Linked DNA regions of Homo sapiens: region 2 is linked to region 1. Evidence: read pairs that join two places in POLR2A ChIA-PET (ENCODE). Cell type or tissue: OCI-LY7. All regions are shown on one strand.

Region 1 (8,000 bases):
TTTGCTCAGAAGTGTGGAGTTGCTGGGTGGGATGCTAAGATGACATACTGTTTCTTTTTTTTTTTTTTCTTTTATGGACTTGCAGTTTGAAACAGGCAGTAGAGCCCAGAAAGTACATATAAGGCACTCAATTGTACTGTTTAACACAAGCTGATTTTTAAAAAGTTAAATTTTCAAGAAGTCTTCCTCTAGTAACTGTCTGGGGGTATAACGTGTTTCATACCCACCCTATTTGATCTCTTCATTGTGAATTTCTTAACACCAGGGCACTGCTTTAATCAAAACCATTTAGAGGCGTTCACTTTAAAAAATAAAAGTTGCAGAAGATTGGGGGTGGCATTTCCCCTGTCGTCATGTGATAGCGAACACCTGAGAAATCTTTTAATGCCCACAGCTCTAGATTATAGGTGTGCCCTTCAAAAGCATCACAGAAAAACAAAAGGGTTACCCACCAGTCAAGGGTTTGGGACATTAACATGCTTTAGTTGAAAGTTATATTATGAAAAATGTCAGAAAAATGCATGAAAGGAAAATTGTTCCATGAGGGAAATACTACTGCTGAAACTCCAAGTGGAAGATGATGTTTTTAATATTCCCTTAGTTCCACATTTGTGTAGTTCTGTAGTGAAACGAGTCATTTAAGAGGGGAGGTGGCCCAGGCTAAAAATAAAGTTTCTTTGAAACCAGATGAGAGTCTAGCTATGCCAAAAATGGAATCCGGACTCTGTTCACTCTCGAGAATGTAAATAAGTAGAATTTTGTGTCACATAAAATAGTCTATGCAAAAAAGGATATTCACTGCCTTTTGTGATAGAGACTAAAATAACCATCAGGAGTATAGCTGTTCTGGGGACTCTGAAGCAACAGTGTAAAATGATATGGTAGTCTAACGTATTCTGATTTAGAAAGATGTCCAAGACAAAGAAAGTGCAGAACAACAAGTACTGCATGATTTCATTTTATGTACAGATGTATGAATATGTGCAGTTACTGGTATATTCATGCATAGAAAAAGAACTGGAAGAATAAACATGAAAATATTAAGTAGAGGGAATGAAAGTTGGAGAGTAAAGGAGGATTTTGGTGGGTTTACTGTGTATGTTTCTCTTTAAATCTTCACACACACACACACACACACACACACACACACACACACACACAATTAATAAAACTATAGAAACAAGGAAAGCAAAGCTTGAAGGTCTCAGTGAAGCTGTATAGTGGTTAAGAGTATAGACTCTGGAGTAAAAACTGCCAGGATTTGAATCTCAGCTCCTTGACTTACTGGCTACACATCCTTACGCAAGTAATTTAACTTCTGTGCTTCAGTTTACTCAAATGAAAGTCAGGATTAAGGGTACTTGTGTCATATTGTTGTTACAAGGATTAAATAAGTAATCCATGAGAGAGCATATAGACTAGTGCCTGACACATAGTAAATATTTAGCATGTATTAATTATTATAAATTATAATACTTAGGCAATGTCTAGCTATATTCAATTCTTTGTGCAAACTTTTTAGTTAAAAATGTTTTTAGTGACAGCGTTAGTGATCATAATGTATTTTTCCAAAGTTTTCATTGTCATTGTTAATGATATTGTCATTTTTTTTTACCTCATGGGTGTTCAGAACTTCACAAAGAAGAATAACAAAAACAGAGTTATCTGATTTTACTTAGAGTGCCATACATTCCACTAGTGGAGTACTCCTGAATTTGCATCTTTGACCATGTAATCTAATGTACATATTACTAGTAAACAATAGAAATGTAAATACATAATGAGGCTTTTCTTTGTTCCTCAGGAAGACTATGACCGTCTGAGGCCTTTATCTTACCCAATGACCGATGTCTTCCTTATATGCTTCTCGGTGGTAAATCCAGCCTCATTTCAAAATGTGAAAGAGGAGTGGGTACCGGAACTTAAGGAATACGCACCAAATGTACCCTTTTTATTAATAGGAACTCAGGTATGTCTGGTTTGATTTTCTGCATTTTAGAATAAGCTCTTTGGTCTGTCGTAGAGGCTGCTCTCAGACAAACAGTCCCAAAGCTGAGCAAATGATGTAAGTGTTTAATCTCAGCTGCAAGTTAATGAGTTCTATCATATTTTTGGAAAAAATTGTGCCAAAAGAAAGCAATTATTTTCCTGGTTTTTAAAAATTAAGTTCTTTTGTTTAATCTTTTTTTGGTATGTGGGAATTAAGTGGGATTACATGCTTTGATTTTTCTTTAAAGATTTGTAATATTATGGGACATTATTGACCTTTCTTAATTAGATTGATCTCCGAGATGACCCCAAAACTTTAGCAAGACTGAATGATATGAAAGAAAAACCTATATGTGTGGAACAAGGACAGAAACTAGCAAAAGAGGTAATGGAACACTCACAGAATTTAAGCATGAATGTAAAAGATGCTAAGATAACAATAGAAGCTAATTTTATTGTGTATTTACTGTGTGCCAGGTGGAGTGCTTTACATGCATTATCTCATTTAATCCTTGCATGAACTCAGTGAGGTAGGTCTGTTTCCCCTGTTACACAGAAGAGACAGTGGAGGCTGGGAGATGTCAGATAATTCGCCCAAGATCCTGCAGGTAATAAATGGCAGAGTTGGGTTTCAGTCCAAAGCCTGACTCCTGGGCCGAGACTCTTACACCTTTGCTACATTGCCAGTGATATTTTCCTAAAAAGTCACATATGGAAAAAAGCATCGGAAACACGTGTCACTACTTTCAACCCTTCTTCATTACTTAAACAGTTGCACTGTGCCAAATCAGCTCTGTCTTAAGACTCATTGAGTTAGACAGTGGAGCCACCTAGGATGACAGTTTAAATTTGTGGTTAAAACCAAAAAATGATGACTAGGTTTGAAAAGAAATGTGTTGAAATTTCTCCAATCTTTTTATGAAAAGAGGATAGAAAATACAAAAATTCTAAAAATATATGTAACAGTGATGCATGCAATACCTTGTAGCTTATCTTCCTTCGTGCCCCAAAGATAGGTTTACTTTTTCCCCTTTTTTCCCATTTGGCCTTAACATTATTGGATTCTATTTTTTAAATGTTGTGATTTCAATAGGACTTTTGTGGAAACAGAATCCATATATGGTCTTTTTTTTTTTTTTTTTTTTTGAGACGGAGTCCCACTCTGTGGCCCAGGTTGGAGTGCAGTGACGGGATCTCAGCTCACTGCAAGCTCTGCCTCCCGTGTTCATGCCATTCTCCTGCCTCAGCCTCCCAAGTAGCTGGGACTACAGGTGCCTGCCACCACACCCGGCTATTTTTTTTTTTTTTTTTTTTTTTTCATTTTTAGTGGAGATGGGGTTTTACCATGTTAGCCAGGATGGTCTCGACCTCCTGGCCTCATGATCTGCCCACCTCATCCTCCCAAAGTGCTAGGATTACAGGCATGAGCCACCGCGCCCGGCCCATATATAGTCTTTTAAAATGTAGTATCAGGAGGCAAAAGAAAGCAAGAAAACTTTCTGGAGGACAGTTTTTCCTAAAGCAAAAAATAAATGGCTTTACTAACAAATCACTTCAGAAATTCCATGTATTCAGTTTTGTAATCTTGGGGAGAGAAGGAATTTCTAAATGTCATAAAGATAAAAGCCATAAATGAAAATATTAATGATTTCACTGCATAAAAACTTAATACCACATCAAATGCCAGAAATAAAATGAAAAGTCATATAACCTGAGATGGATGGCAGAAAAATGGGTTAACATCCTTAGTATACAGGAACCTCTTGCATATGAGTTAATCAGAAGCAGCCACAGATACCAATAGAAAAATGGGCTAACAATGAAAAATTCACCCCCCAAAATGCAGATTGCCATTGAAGATAGGAAATATGTTCAAACTTATTAGTAGTCAAATGTAAGCTCAATTTGCACCTATAGAATTGGCAAAAAATGAGAAATTAATTATAATACCCGTGTAGTAAAATGGACACTCTGTTGTACTATTGGTCATTGAATCAAAGCAGTCTTGACAGTATGCAAAATCCTTAAAATCATGGACACTTTTGATCAAGCAATTCCATATGTAAGAGTTTATCCTAAGCAAATCATTAGGATGTTGGTCAAAGTGTACAGTGTTAGGAGGAATACATTTTTTGAGATAACACTGCACAACATGGTAACTACAGTTAATAATGGTGGTGCTGGGCACGGTGGCTCACACCTGTAATCCCCGCACCTTGGAAGGCTGAGGTGGGTGGATCGTTTGAGCCCAGGAATTCGAGACCAGCCTGGGCAACATGGTGAAACCCCATCTCTACCAAAAAAAAAAAAAAAAAAAAAAAAAAAAAAAAAAAAATTAGCTGAGCATGATGGTGCATACCTGTAGTCCCAGCTACTTGGGGGGCTGAGGAAGGAGGATCACTTGAGCCCAGGAGGTGGAGGTTGCAGTGAGCCGAGATAGTGCCATTGCACTCCAGCCTGGATGACAGAGTGAGACCCTGTCTCAAAATAAATGAATAAATAAATAATGGTGGACTGCGTATTTCCAAATTGCTAAAAGAGTAAATTTTAAATGTTCTCACCACACAAAATGATAAGTATTTAAGGTGATAGATGTTAATTATGTTGATTTAATCATTTCACTCGTGTGTGTGTGTGTATATGTATATATAGAGAGAAAATATTGCTTTGTACCTTATATAAAATTATAATTTGTCCATTTATAATATTTAATAATAAAAGTAAATTATTAGGGACGTACTTAGAGCTACAAAGATGCTGAATTGTTTATAATGGCAAAAATTCCCTGCATCTATTAAAACTTCATACTATCTGTTAAGATTTCATATTTATTATGTAGCTAAAGGGAAAAAAGTAGTTGCAAAACAGTATGATCTCATTTCTAGACTCATCAGCATTTGGCACAGTTGCGTCCTTCCTGAAACTTTCTTCAGTTGGACTCTCTTGGTTTTTCTCCCCTCTCATTGGACTCTGCTCCATCTCTTTACCTCCTTGGTCCCTGGTTGGAGGGCCCCAGTGATGAGCACTCAGCTTTGTGGATGTCTTCTTCTATAGCTACACTCCCTAGGCCTAAATGAGCTTCTGTCAGTCTTGTAGCTTGCACAGTCTACAACCAAAGATTCCTGGATTTCCATCTCCAGCCTGGACCTCTTTCCTAAATTCTCAATTTGGTTATCCAGCTGTTTACTCAACAAGTCCATCTACATGGCTGAGTATCTCAAAATTAACATGTCTAAGATATGATTCTTCTTTTACCCTCCAAGCCTGTCCTCCCAGTTACTCAGGTCAGAAGCCCTCAGCTGGGTGCAGTGGCTCACACCTGTAATCCCAGCACTTTGGGAGCCCGAGGCGGGCAGAATTACCTGAGGTTGGGAGTTGGAGACCACCCTGACCAACATGGAGAAACCCCATCTCTACTAATACAAAATTAGCTGGGTGTGGTGGCACATGCCTGTAATCCCAGCTAGTCAGGAATCTGAGGCAGAACCGCTTGAACCCAGAAGGCAGAGGTTGTGATGAGCCAAGATCGAACCATAGTACTCCAGCCTGGGCAACAAGAGTGAAACTGTCTCAAAAAAAAAAAAAAGCCCTGAAGTCGTACTTGACCTTGCTCTTTCTCCCATACCACACATCTAGCCTTCGGCACAACATACCTTCAGAACATATCCAGAATCCAGACACTTTTTTCTAACTCTTCCCTCTATCACCTGGTTCAGACCTCCTCCATCTCTGGCCTGCTTTACTGGAATAGCTTCCAACTCACCTTTCTGCTTCTGTCTATGCCCCATGGTCATCTGTTCTCAACACAGCAGCCAGAGTAAGTCTTAAAAATGTAAGCGCAATCATGTCACTGCTCTGCTCAGAATCCTCCAGTGGGTCCCCAGCTCAGACTAAACGCCAAAGTCCGCACAGTGGCCTACAAGCCTCTGTTCCCTCTCTGCCTTACTCATTGTTCCCCAGGCCTCCTGGTCTCCTTTGTTGTTCCCTCAAAGTTCTACCTGAGAACCTTTGTACTTTTGTTGTTCCCTCTGCCTGGAATGTTCTTCCCTATGGACATGATTCATTCTTTCACTCTTTTCAGGTCTCTGCTCAAATACCACATCCTCAGTGTGATCTTGTTCCTTGACTGCTCCAGGCATGCTCCTGCATCAGGATCTATCTGCCTGGAGCTCTTCCCCTAGGTATCCCTCACTGCTCAAACTTCCCCATTGAGAAGCCTCCCCGGACCCCCACTACCATTGTCCTCAGCACTCCCCGCCTCCCTCACTCTGCTTTTTCCCCACAGCATTTGCAACCATCTGCTCTGTATTCCCTCCCCTGTGCCTCTTACCCAGCAGATGTCAGCACATGTGGACGCCACACAGCAGGGACTCTGCTCTTTCGTTCAGTTCACTGACATATCCCCAGGACCTAAACAGTGCTTGACATATAGTAGATACCCAGTAAATATGTGGTGAGTGAAATAATTTTTCATAGAAAGTCTGGAAGGACATATACTAGTATTTTAAAATCCCCTCTGGGGTTATGAACATGGATGATGAATGTATTCTTTTTGCATAGCTGTATTTTATAATTTTCTTTATAATGATGTGTTTATGTCATGCCAATTGTATAAACATGATCTTATATATTTGTGATTTTTTTTCTCCCTCCCAGATAGGAGCATGCTGCTATGTGGAATGTTCAGCTTTAACCCAGAAGGGATTGAAGACTGTTTTTGATGAGGCTATCATAGCCATTTTAACTCCAAAGAAACACACTGTAAAAAAAAGAATAGGATCAAGATGTATAAACTGTTGTTTAATTACGTGAGAAACATCTTCAGTGGCCAAGGAAACTGTCCATTTCTCTCAGAAAGCAAATGAAATGCTACAGCTATACCCAGACCTTTTATAGGTAATGAAGCAGTTCAAAACTTGAAAGAAAACAAAACCTGTCCTCAGAATTCTATAAAGTGTATTAAGAATGTTCCTTAAAGGTTTAAGAAGCAGTAAGCAGCATCTGAAGCCACAATCTATTATAAATACTTTATTTCAACTAGAAGGTACAATCTCTCAGGGGTTTCATAGTTTAAAAAGCTACAATCACATCATGTTGTAACTACGTAAAAAACAGAGCTGTAAATGGAACTGCTTGGCTTTGACCATACACATTTCTGCCCAGCCCTTACAGAATCTGCACAAAGAAATATCTCCCTTTGCTCCAGTTAATTGTTCTTGTATGTAAGTTGCTTTCTATTCCAGTATATCCAGAGTGGTGAAATAACAAGGCCAGCCACGTAGCCAAAGGTCGCTCCAAGCGTACAGGAGATGGGCCATACCTGAGGAGAGAATGTATGAGATCAAAAAAGAACAAATGTTTTATTATTACTTGAGCACAAGTGTAACCTAAATATTTCTATATTAAAGCTTAATGTGCTTTCTTAAAGAATGCCAAAAGTGTAATAAGGTCATAACTGCATTTATCATGAACACTAAAAATGTACACATTTTAGTTAATGTGCATTAAACTGTAACAAGGCTTCTGGCAATTGTAGATTTAGTTTGACGCTCCCCAAAGTGCATGAGACACATGCTAAAATTACAAATTAAAATTTTGGGTCAGACTTTGCCATAATGATAGACTCAATTTAGCTCTCTGAACTAGTTGGTAATTTTTTTTTTTTAATTCCCACTTTGGCTGTGTACATCAAATGAAATGAGAAGTGTGTATGCTGACCAAACCACAAGAAACTTTCTTTAAGTTGTGTTAAAGAGGAAAGACCTAGAATCCAAGCGTGTTACATGAAAATTGTAACAGAGCAGCTGCTTCCACCTTTCAGATATAGATGTTGGAACCACAGCAGAAGTTATAGAGCGACAACTTATATACACACCTAGAATGTAAGTTAAACAAAATACCGGCTTCCAGAGACCCCTTTTCTCCAGCCATATTACATCAGGCTAGAAGTAATTAATGTTGATTTATTTCATCTACAAGCAGTTGGTCCCTAAGTGAAAGGCTCTGCTTGA
Region 2 (8,000 bases), 730 kb before region 1:
ACTTTGCCAATAAAGTCCACAGTCGTGGGAAATCTTTGAGTTGGAGGATATGAGAAAGAGTTTCATTTTGCCGGCAGGGTTTAATAGGGATGATCTAATCTCTAAAAGGCATACATTATTTAAATTCCATGCTTTTAGGCAAGAGGGCCCCTGATATTTTTGACTTTTGTCAGGGAGAAGATTCTGGTTTGGCTCTATTCAGCAGAGCCGACTGTTGGTTTTCCTGTTTGTCATTCGCTGCAGGGGCTGGTGAGGGTCAGCACTAGTGGTGAGAATTCTGGAGAACATTTTCTTTACCCAGAAACTTAAAATCATGGACTCTTGGGGAGAAAGGAATGAGAAAAGGCAGCATGCGGAATTACCAGTTTGTTATTTGGTTCCCATCTGGATTTAAAACCGAAGATCCCAAACTCAGGTGAGCAGCTCCCCCGGGGTGCCCAGGGGGCAATGCAGGCCTGCTCGTGGCACTCCCTCACTCCTGTGCCGACGGAGCACCTCAGCTATCACCAGGGGCCTCTCCCACGAGGCACTGAAGAGTCTTGTGGGTGAAAATGAAATTTTGAGGGAAACCTTAAGCTCTCTCAACCATTAGAGGCTGAGTCAGGCAACAAGATGGGGTCAGGAGTGACTCTGGGAGCCTCCTGGATTGTGTGTGGGGTGAGACGTTGGGAGAGTTTGGAGAACACCATTCCAGCTGGTCGCTTTGTCTCATGGGGACATGTGGTGCTCATGGTATAGCTGCCTCATCTTTCCTCTACCCTTTTTCAAATGTCATTTTAGTAGAGATGACATGCCTGCCTTCCTTCCTGGGGACAGAGCCTTGGGAGGGTGAATGTTCCCAGAATAGACTCTGGAAGTTCTGAACACAGAGCCTTTTCCCACCTCCACGAGTGTGTGCTGGGTGTTTCCTAAGAGACAGTGAGCTACGAACTAGGGATGCAAATCTGGTTATCATACTTTCTGTCTATCAGGACAGAGAGGTAGATGGACAATGTATTACAACTTAATAGGAGCTGTATTAGTCAGTGTTCTCTAGAGGGACAGAATCAATAGGATATATGTATATATGAAGGGGAGTTTATTAGGAGAATTGACTCACACGATCACAAGGTGAAGTCCCACAATAGGCCGTCTGCACGCTGAGGAGCAAGGAAGCCAGTCCGTGTCCGAAAACCTGAAAAGTAGGAAAGCCGACAGGGCAGCCTTCAGTATGTGGCTGAAGGCCCAAGAGCCCCTGGCAAACCACTGGTGTAAGTCCAAGAGTCCAAAAGCTGAAAAACTTGGGGTCTGATGTTTGAGGGCAAAAAGCATCCAGCACAAGAGAAAGATGAAGGCTGGAAAACTCAGCAAGCCTAGTCTTTCAAACTTCTTCTGCCTGCTTTATTCTAGCCACGCTGGCAGCTGATTAGATGGTGCCCACCCAGATTGAGAATGGATCTGCCTCTCCCAGTCCACTGGCTCAAATATTAATCTCCTTTGGCAGCACCCTCACAGACACACCCAGTAACAATGCTTTGCATCCTTCAGTCCAATCAAGTTGACACTCAATATTAACCATCGCAGGAGCCATGAGTAAGATGTGTCTGGTGTATTGTGGGAACACAGATGAGGGGCTAATTAATTCTGACTGGGCATATCTGGATAGATTTCAGAGAGGAGGTGATAATTGACCTTGACTTTGAAGGAGGAGGAGATATCCACTAGACTGACTGTTCTGAAGTAATTCTTGCTAAATGCTTGCCTGCTCTTTGCTGGGGACAGTGAAAAAGGAAAAGGAGGGGGATAGTGGTTCCTGCCCTCAAGATATTCACAGCTTGTTGGGGAGAGAGCCTGGCACTATGAACCAATGAAAGCTCTGTGTAGACAGATGGGATTGTGGAGGCGGAGAGGCTAGCAGGGGGACTTGGTGATCCAGGGTTTCCAGAGTTACTACTCTCTTATAGAGAGAACACAGTTTCTGTAAGGATAGTTCAGTCCTTGCAAAGATGTCTTTAACTACAAGAGGCCCAGCCCTCTGGCTTTTGTCTCACCCAATTATTTCACCACCTTGTCTCTGTATATTATAAGTAGTTAGCTGGATTTGAGGTGGGGAGGGAGGAAGTGAGGGTGCCTGTGCTGTTTCTTACGCCTTGCATACCTTCCCTTCCCTCTTCCCTTCCGTCTTCTACACTGATTTCAGGTTCGTCAGATACTTTATCAGTTCTTCTCTGTCCTTCATCATTAAGCTGGATTCAGCATTGTTCCCCATTTTTTAACTCCACAATGAGATGATAAACGCCATAAAAGCAGGAGTAGTGTCTTCCTGCTTCTCTTATTTCCCCTGGGAGCAGTTTCTGTGGTATAAAGAACATGGGTTTCTCAAGACAGGCTTGGCATTGAATCTCAGCATTACCACTTACCTTGGAATTTGGGCACAATTTCCATATCTGTAAAATGGGATAACATAGGGCTTTCTCAACCTCAACATCATTGATGACATTTGGGGCTGAATGATTCTTTGTTGCGAGGGGTCATCCTGTGCACTGTAGAATGTTTAATGGTATCTCTGGCCTCCACCCACTAGCTGCCAGAAGCAGCACTCTCTCTCTCTCCAATCATGGCAAAACTGCCTCCAGATGTTTGCCAAGCATCCCCTGTGTAGCAAAATTGCCCCCAGTTGAGAACCACTGGGATGGTGCTACCTATGGGGTATGCATCAGTCCTCCCAGGTCTGCATCTCACCTAGCACTCAACACATTGTAGGTTGGTGAATTACATGGAGCTGTGTCTCTAGGTTTTAGCAGTTTGGGGTAGAAATGTTGTGGAACTCTTAGGTTGCCCACACAATGCACTAACAGAGTCACTGTCATTTTCTTAATTGCAGATTGATCTGGAGCCAGAAGGAAGAGTGTATGTGATCATCGATCTCTCAGGGTCGTCGGGTGAAGGTAGGAGAGCGTGACTTCTCATCCCTGTTTTCTTCCATTGGCCCTTTGCCTTCTGGGTCTCTTCTTTCCCCCCCTTGGCCGGAACACATTATAGTGACATTTAATTAATTGGCATCCTTTAAAGGAAAAGGTTATTTTGAAGATGCTTACGCCTGTGTACCAAAAGGGACCAGCCATCTGTTAACTTTGGTGGAGCAGAGGGAAGATTTTGGACTTACCAAGTGAGGCCAATAAAACGGGCGTTTTTGCACGCTGTGTGCAAGGCAGGCTTCAGTGGCAGGGCAGCCTCTCCCAGGAGGCTTGCGTGGGGTTTGTGTGTGTGTGGTGGGAAGGAAGTAAAACCAGTTGGTCTAACGGCATCCAGAAATGAAACGAATAAGGTGACAAACTTCAGAATCTTCTTTAGAGCTTTGATAGAAGTGGGACTTCTTTTACCAGTTCTTTACACAGACAAAAGCTCTGCTCTTAAAGAGAAATAATGGGGTGAGGGAACATCTGCTCCCCACTGACTGATTAGATGGCGTATTACACCCTCTTCCTCTTACACCCTCTTCTTTCAATCCTTTCTTTGCTCACTTAACTACACTTAAGACCTTTGAAGGGTTTGCTGGGTGTTGAGGACTGAGCAGTCAAGGGAAGAAGGGAAGCCTAGAAAATAAAACCTTATCCAAACAGGAACAAGGAGATAACAACCAACTTAAGCTCTAAGAAAGATTTGGAATTCGGACTGAAATGTAGTTATTGTGGCCTTCTTTTCTCTCCTACTCCTCCATCTGTGGGCAGGGGGACAGAACAGTTGGCTTTAATGCCATGGCAGGGATATTGGAAGACCATGTGTAGTTCCTCTTGGCAGTGAGAAACAAACAGTGTTTGGGGACTGTGTCCCAAAAGGAAAAATGGACACTCAGCTCTCTCAGCTCTCCTGCCTGGAACACTTGGGCCTTTCACAACATCTCCCCAGAATACTGGGGATCACAAGCTCAAAGTCACAATCCCACACACAGTCTCTAGTTTAAGGCTCAGTGATAGAAGGAAGGATTACATATTCAGTTAGTCAAATGATGTGCTTGACAGTGGTGCCTGATGATTTCCATTCAGCTAATTTATCACCCAATCTCAACAGGTATTCGGAAGAATTCAATAATTGTGTGTATATGGGGATTATAATAGAATTAGGCCCTCTTTTAATAGATCCCAATTATTTGGCATAGGTTTAAAACTTTAAACAGCCTTCCAAAATTGGTTGCTTACATTTCCTGCTCTTTATTGCAATTACATTTTGGCATTTCCAACTTCCCTTCTCTGCTCTCAGCTCTGAACTGCCCAGAATAGAACCTGTTGTAGAAGATTTGAGGATTTAACAATATTTCACATGAAATATTTAAGACCTACAAAAGGGCATAAAGACAAATTAAATGAGCACCAGTGTGCCCACCGCCCCAATTAAGAATTAGAGCAAGCAGTGAGGTGAAGCCTTGTCCTTGCTTTTAACATAGAAAGTGATCCAAATTCACCAGACTTGACTTAAGGTTTTGCAGTGTGGCCTCCTGATTCTAGACACTGGCGAAACATTTGATGGGCAAAATCAATCCCCTTTTTTCCTTACATAATCTGTGTGCAATATGATAATTAATTAAATATGTATTTCCTGTGCCAAGATGCTGAGCAACCAATGGGAGGCTGGGACTATTTTCTCTTTCTTTGAAAAGATAAATGACTTGCAAAATTATAGAAGACATCCTTTTTTACATTAGAGGGAAAGGAGATGGACAAATGAATGAATAAATAAATCAGAAGCAATTGATTTTTTTCTGCTTGCTTCTACAGCTTATTGCATGTGAATAGCCAAAGCAATTTTCACTGGGCTAAATTCTGAGTCTATTTTTTAAATCTCTTTCATCTAAAGAAAATAGAGTTTACTTTAGAAATGCTGACACATGCCAGAGTCTGAAAAGTGCTAGCATGTGTTGCTCTGAAGAAAAGAAGACATTTTTCTACTTTTTTTTTTTTTTTTTTAAATTGCTGTTCTTGGACTTGGGATCCTTTCTTTCGATGGTGGGTAGGACTTTCAATAATCCGTTCTGAGAAGCTGCTCTTGTTGTTTGTGTTATACACATCTGTTCTCCCAGTCCTGTTGCTGGGACTGTGAGGGTTCCTAGCCTGGAGGGGGTTTTGGAAGAGTTGAGAGGGCAAGGGGAGGCCCTAGAGAATGAGAAACCACAACATTTCATACCTAAACCACGTGAGATGGGTCTGGGGTGAAGCAAGTTGTCACAACCACCCTCCTGGATTTACAGACTGTGGACTAAGTATTTTTTTTTTTTTTTTTAGTGAAAATACCTAACTCTGCATTCTGTGAAAGGGAGAGAGTTGAAATGAGGCACAGCTGAAGTTTCACCACTCCATTATTCTGCCATCAAGCATCCCTTCAGCTCCCATCTCTCAAATGCTGCAGCCCCATCAATGGAAAAAAATACATTCATGGGAATTGCACAAAGTTTACAACACATGCAAATTCCAAGGAGCTCAGAGAGAGGTGTGGGGGTGAGATGGTGTGACTACACCCCCTTCTTCTAGGATGCGCCGAAGGATTCTTTTTCTTGCTCATATGCTGTTAGAAAGCCTGGGCGTTTACGTCTGCTGGAGCTGGAGCTAATGTGATTTCTAACTGTCTAATAAAATTCCACTGCTTGCATGTCCTGTGCAGTTCACTATAGTGGAATCTGGCCAGTGTGTGTTTTGGCTAAACCAGCCATCCTAACCCCAGATGTAAGGGGGTCAGGCTAGATGACAGTTAAGGTCATTTCCGGCCATGTGATTTTATCCTTTGGTACAATTTGAATAGACATCTGTCAGAGCTCGTGGCTGAGGGCTGGCTAATATGTACAGAAAAAAGGAGTTGCAAGAAATGGACTCGTTTGGTGCTAGGTATGGTGCTAGGCACTTTACCTACATTATACCAAGTAGCAAACCTGCTCAAAATGCTCTTATGGGAAGCTCCAGTCTCAGTCCATGTTTTACTTGCATCGTAAGTAATAATCACAGGGGGTTCTGGTAAGGGTGGCTCTCCAGGCTCTCCAGATGCTTAAATCAAAGCACAATTAGCCCAGGTAACAGAGGCATAAACAGCAATGTAATTCTCACCTGTGCAAATGATGGTTTCCTGCTGTGCCCATTTGTTAGTATTTCTTCCCTTCATATGATGTAATTTGCATATTATTTCTTATTCTTTCTAATAATGTGGCAATGCCCCATGATTCACAGGCTTACCGATGAGAGACGGTCGGCGCCTGACCTGGGGACTGATAGGTTCTTCTTCCCATGCCTTGCACCTAGGTGTCATGCTCACCTGGGAGAGTTCTTCAGCATCTAAACCAACAACAGCAATAACAAGTAGGCCCATTGGTATGTTTGGATCACCAAACTGTTTCTCCAACAAAATACAGAGGATACAAAGGAATAGGAATGATTTTTGCAACACGTACCTCACAAATGATGCAGATAAGTCAAGTTCTGGAGGGATTGCATATTGTGGAAGCAGAAGAGCAGGGAACAGGAGGCACCCTGTTTCTTTCTGCAGCCACAGGCTGAAAGGGGTCAGTCTTCTCTGTGGGACTCAACAGATAGAGGAGAAAGAGCACAGCCTTAGGAGTCCTTCAGACCTGGATTGAAATCCTGGCTCTAGTGTTTAGTAGCTTAGAGCCTCAGATTTCTCACCCACAACACAGGGATAATGGTTCCTATGGTAGGTGCTAGGCCAGGATTGTCATAAGAACAGTGCTTTGGTACAGTGCCCTCGCATGTAAGAGATGATCAGTAAATATCATGAAGCCTTGGAGACCTGAGGGCAGAGAGGTTGGCATAGCTCTACCCAGTGCCCTTGAAGAAGCATCTGGCAGGCTATTCAGGGAAACTGTTCAAGGACAGGTTTCTGACGCTGGGGTGGGACATGTTCACAAGGGCCAAGAACAGAGCCAGGTACCAAAGAGGCGACTTAACAGAGTAATCTATCTGGCAGGGACTGTGCGATTGCTTTCTGCACAGTTCAGGCCTTGCCTCAGTTTTGCCTATTGTCACTCCATTTATTCCTTATCCTCTCCCAAGTAAAGTAATTCCTGGAAGGACATTCTCTAGCATCCCTGAGCCACTCATTTGCATTCCGTGGCCCTTAATGCTAGAGGCTTCTCCTTGTCAGAGCCTGGGCTTGTCCCATCCCTGCTTAGTGTGGACCATAGCATGTGGTCCCCATCCTCTCACCAGCCCTTGGGTAAAAGGCCTTTAAATATTTGAAGACAGTTTTTCAATATCTCTTTTTTCAGGCTGAATCAATCAAATCCCTTAACCTTTCAGAAGGGATATTTTAGAAATCTTAACTCAACTTTGCAACCTCTTCTGGACTTTTTTCAAGTTGCACAGGCAGACGTGATCAAACCAGCTTCGCTTGGTTCTGAAATAATAACATGTGTGTAGAGCTCTTAGCTTTACCAAGTGCCCAGCAGTATTACCTCCATGTGGGAGATGGTGAAATTGAGAGGTCAGATGATGTGCTCCAGGCCAAAAGGTTGATTATGAGACCCTGCTGGGTCCAGACCCCAGGCCACAATCCAGGTCCTGCTTCCATTCATGGCCCCAGTAATGAGTTTGCCACATGGCAGTGATTCCCCACTCCACCCCTGGTTCGATCTTTTTATTTTAGTTCTCTTCTTCAGAAAGCTTTTTATAGAAATATAAAGCCAAAGTTCTTAGCTTTGAATCCAAAGGTGACCAGAGTCTCCTTCATAAATAAGCAGATCCCTTTTCCACTGTGTTAGAAATAAAAGCTCTTTTGGTCCGAGCTCAAGGTTGGATCCTTCTCAGGTTGTCTGTAATGTGGATCCATGGCTAAGTCTTGGTCTGAAACTAGACCTGACTCAAATCCCAGCAGGTTAATAATTCTTCCTACTGACCTGCCCTCCTTGCTAGAGATGTTAGTTTTGTATGTGAAGACTCTGAGTCCATAGCAGGCATTAGAGCAGTACCTCCAGGGCTGAAATCAAAGTGAAAGGGGTTTTTCTCTTGAAACTCTGTCTTAGC

The links. ChIA-PET counts read pairs that join two places held together with the same protein. Peaks named below come from ENCODE experiments on the same cell type or tissue, not always from the same donor. Only the 100,000 strongest peaks of a DNase experiment are listed, where the experiment ranks them.
Region 2: POLR2A ChIA-PET joins it to region 1 with 11 read pairs; 2 of 35 experiments call an interaction of 5 or more read pairs at or near these places.

The regions. Positions count from the first base shown.
Region 1 is chr2:46,574,283-46,582,282 of GRCh38, forward strand. It overlaps RHOQ (ras homolog family member Q), which reads left to right. Exons shown (of 5, transcript NM_012249.4): 3 at 1,805-1,969; 4 at 2,279-2,374; 5 at 6,646-8,000. The coding sequence ends at 6,801. It overlaps PIGF (phosphatidylinositol glycan anchor biosynthesis class F), which reads right to left. Exons shown (of 6, transcript NM_002643.4): 6 at 6,655-7,309. The coding sequence ends at 7,196. It overlaps RHOQ-AS1 (RHOQ antisense RNA 1), which reads right to left and starts at 5,956. Exons shown (of 2, transcript NR_104182.1): 1 at 5,753-5,956. In OCI-LY7, a CTCF peak has its summit at 2,806; DNase peaks (open chromatin) are centred at 379, 719, 1,189 and 1,749; H3K4me3 peaks cover 2,938 bases; H3K27ac peaks cover 3,251 bases.
Region 2 is chr2:45,840,137-45,848,136 of GRCh38, forward strand. It overlaps PRKCE (protein kinase C epsilon), which reads left to right. Exons shown (of 15, transcript NM_005400.3): 2 at 2,864-2,927. Among named protein-coding and RNA genes, the nearest start is that of PRKCE-AS1, 170 kb to the left of the region's middle. RefSeq lists a silencer at 636-755. In OCI-LY7, no CTCF peak of the experiment used is centred here; a DNase peak (open chromatin) is centred at 3,235; H3K4me3 peaks cover 868 bases; H3K27ac peaks cover 1,021 bases.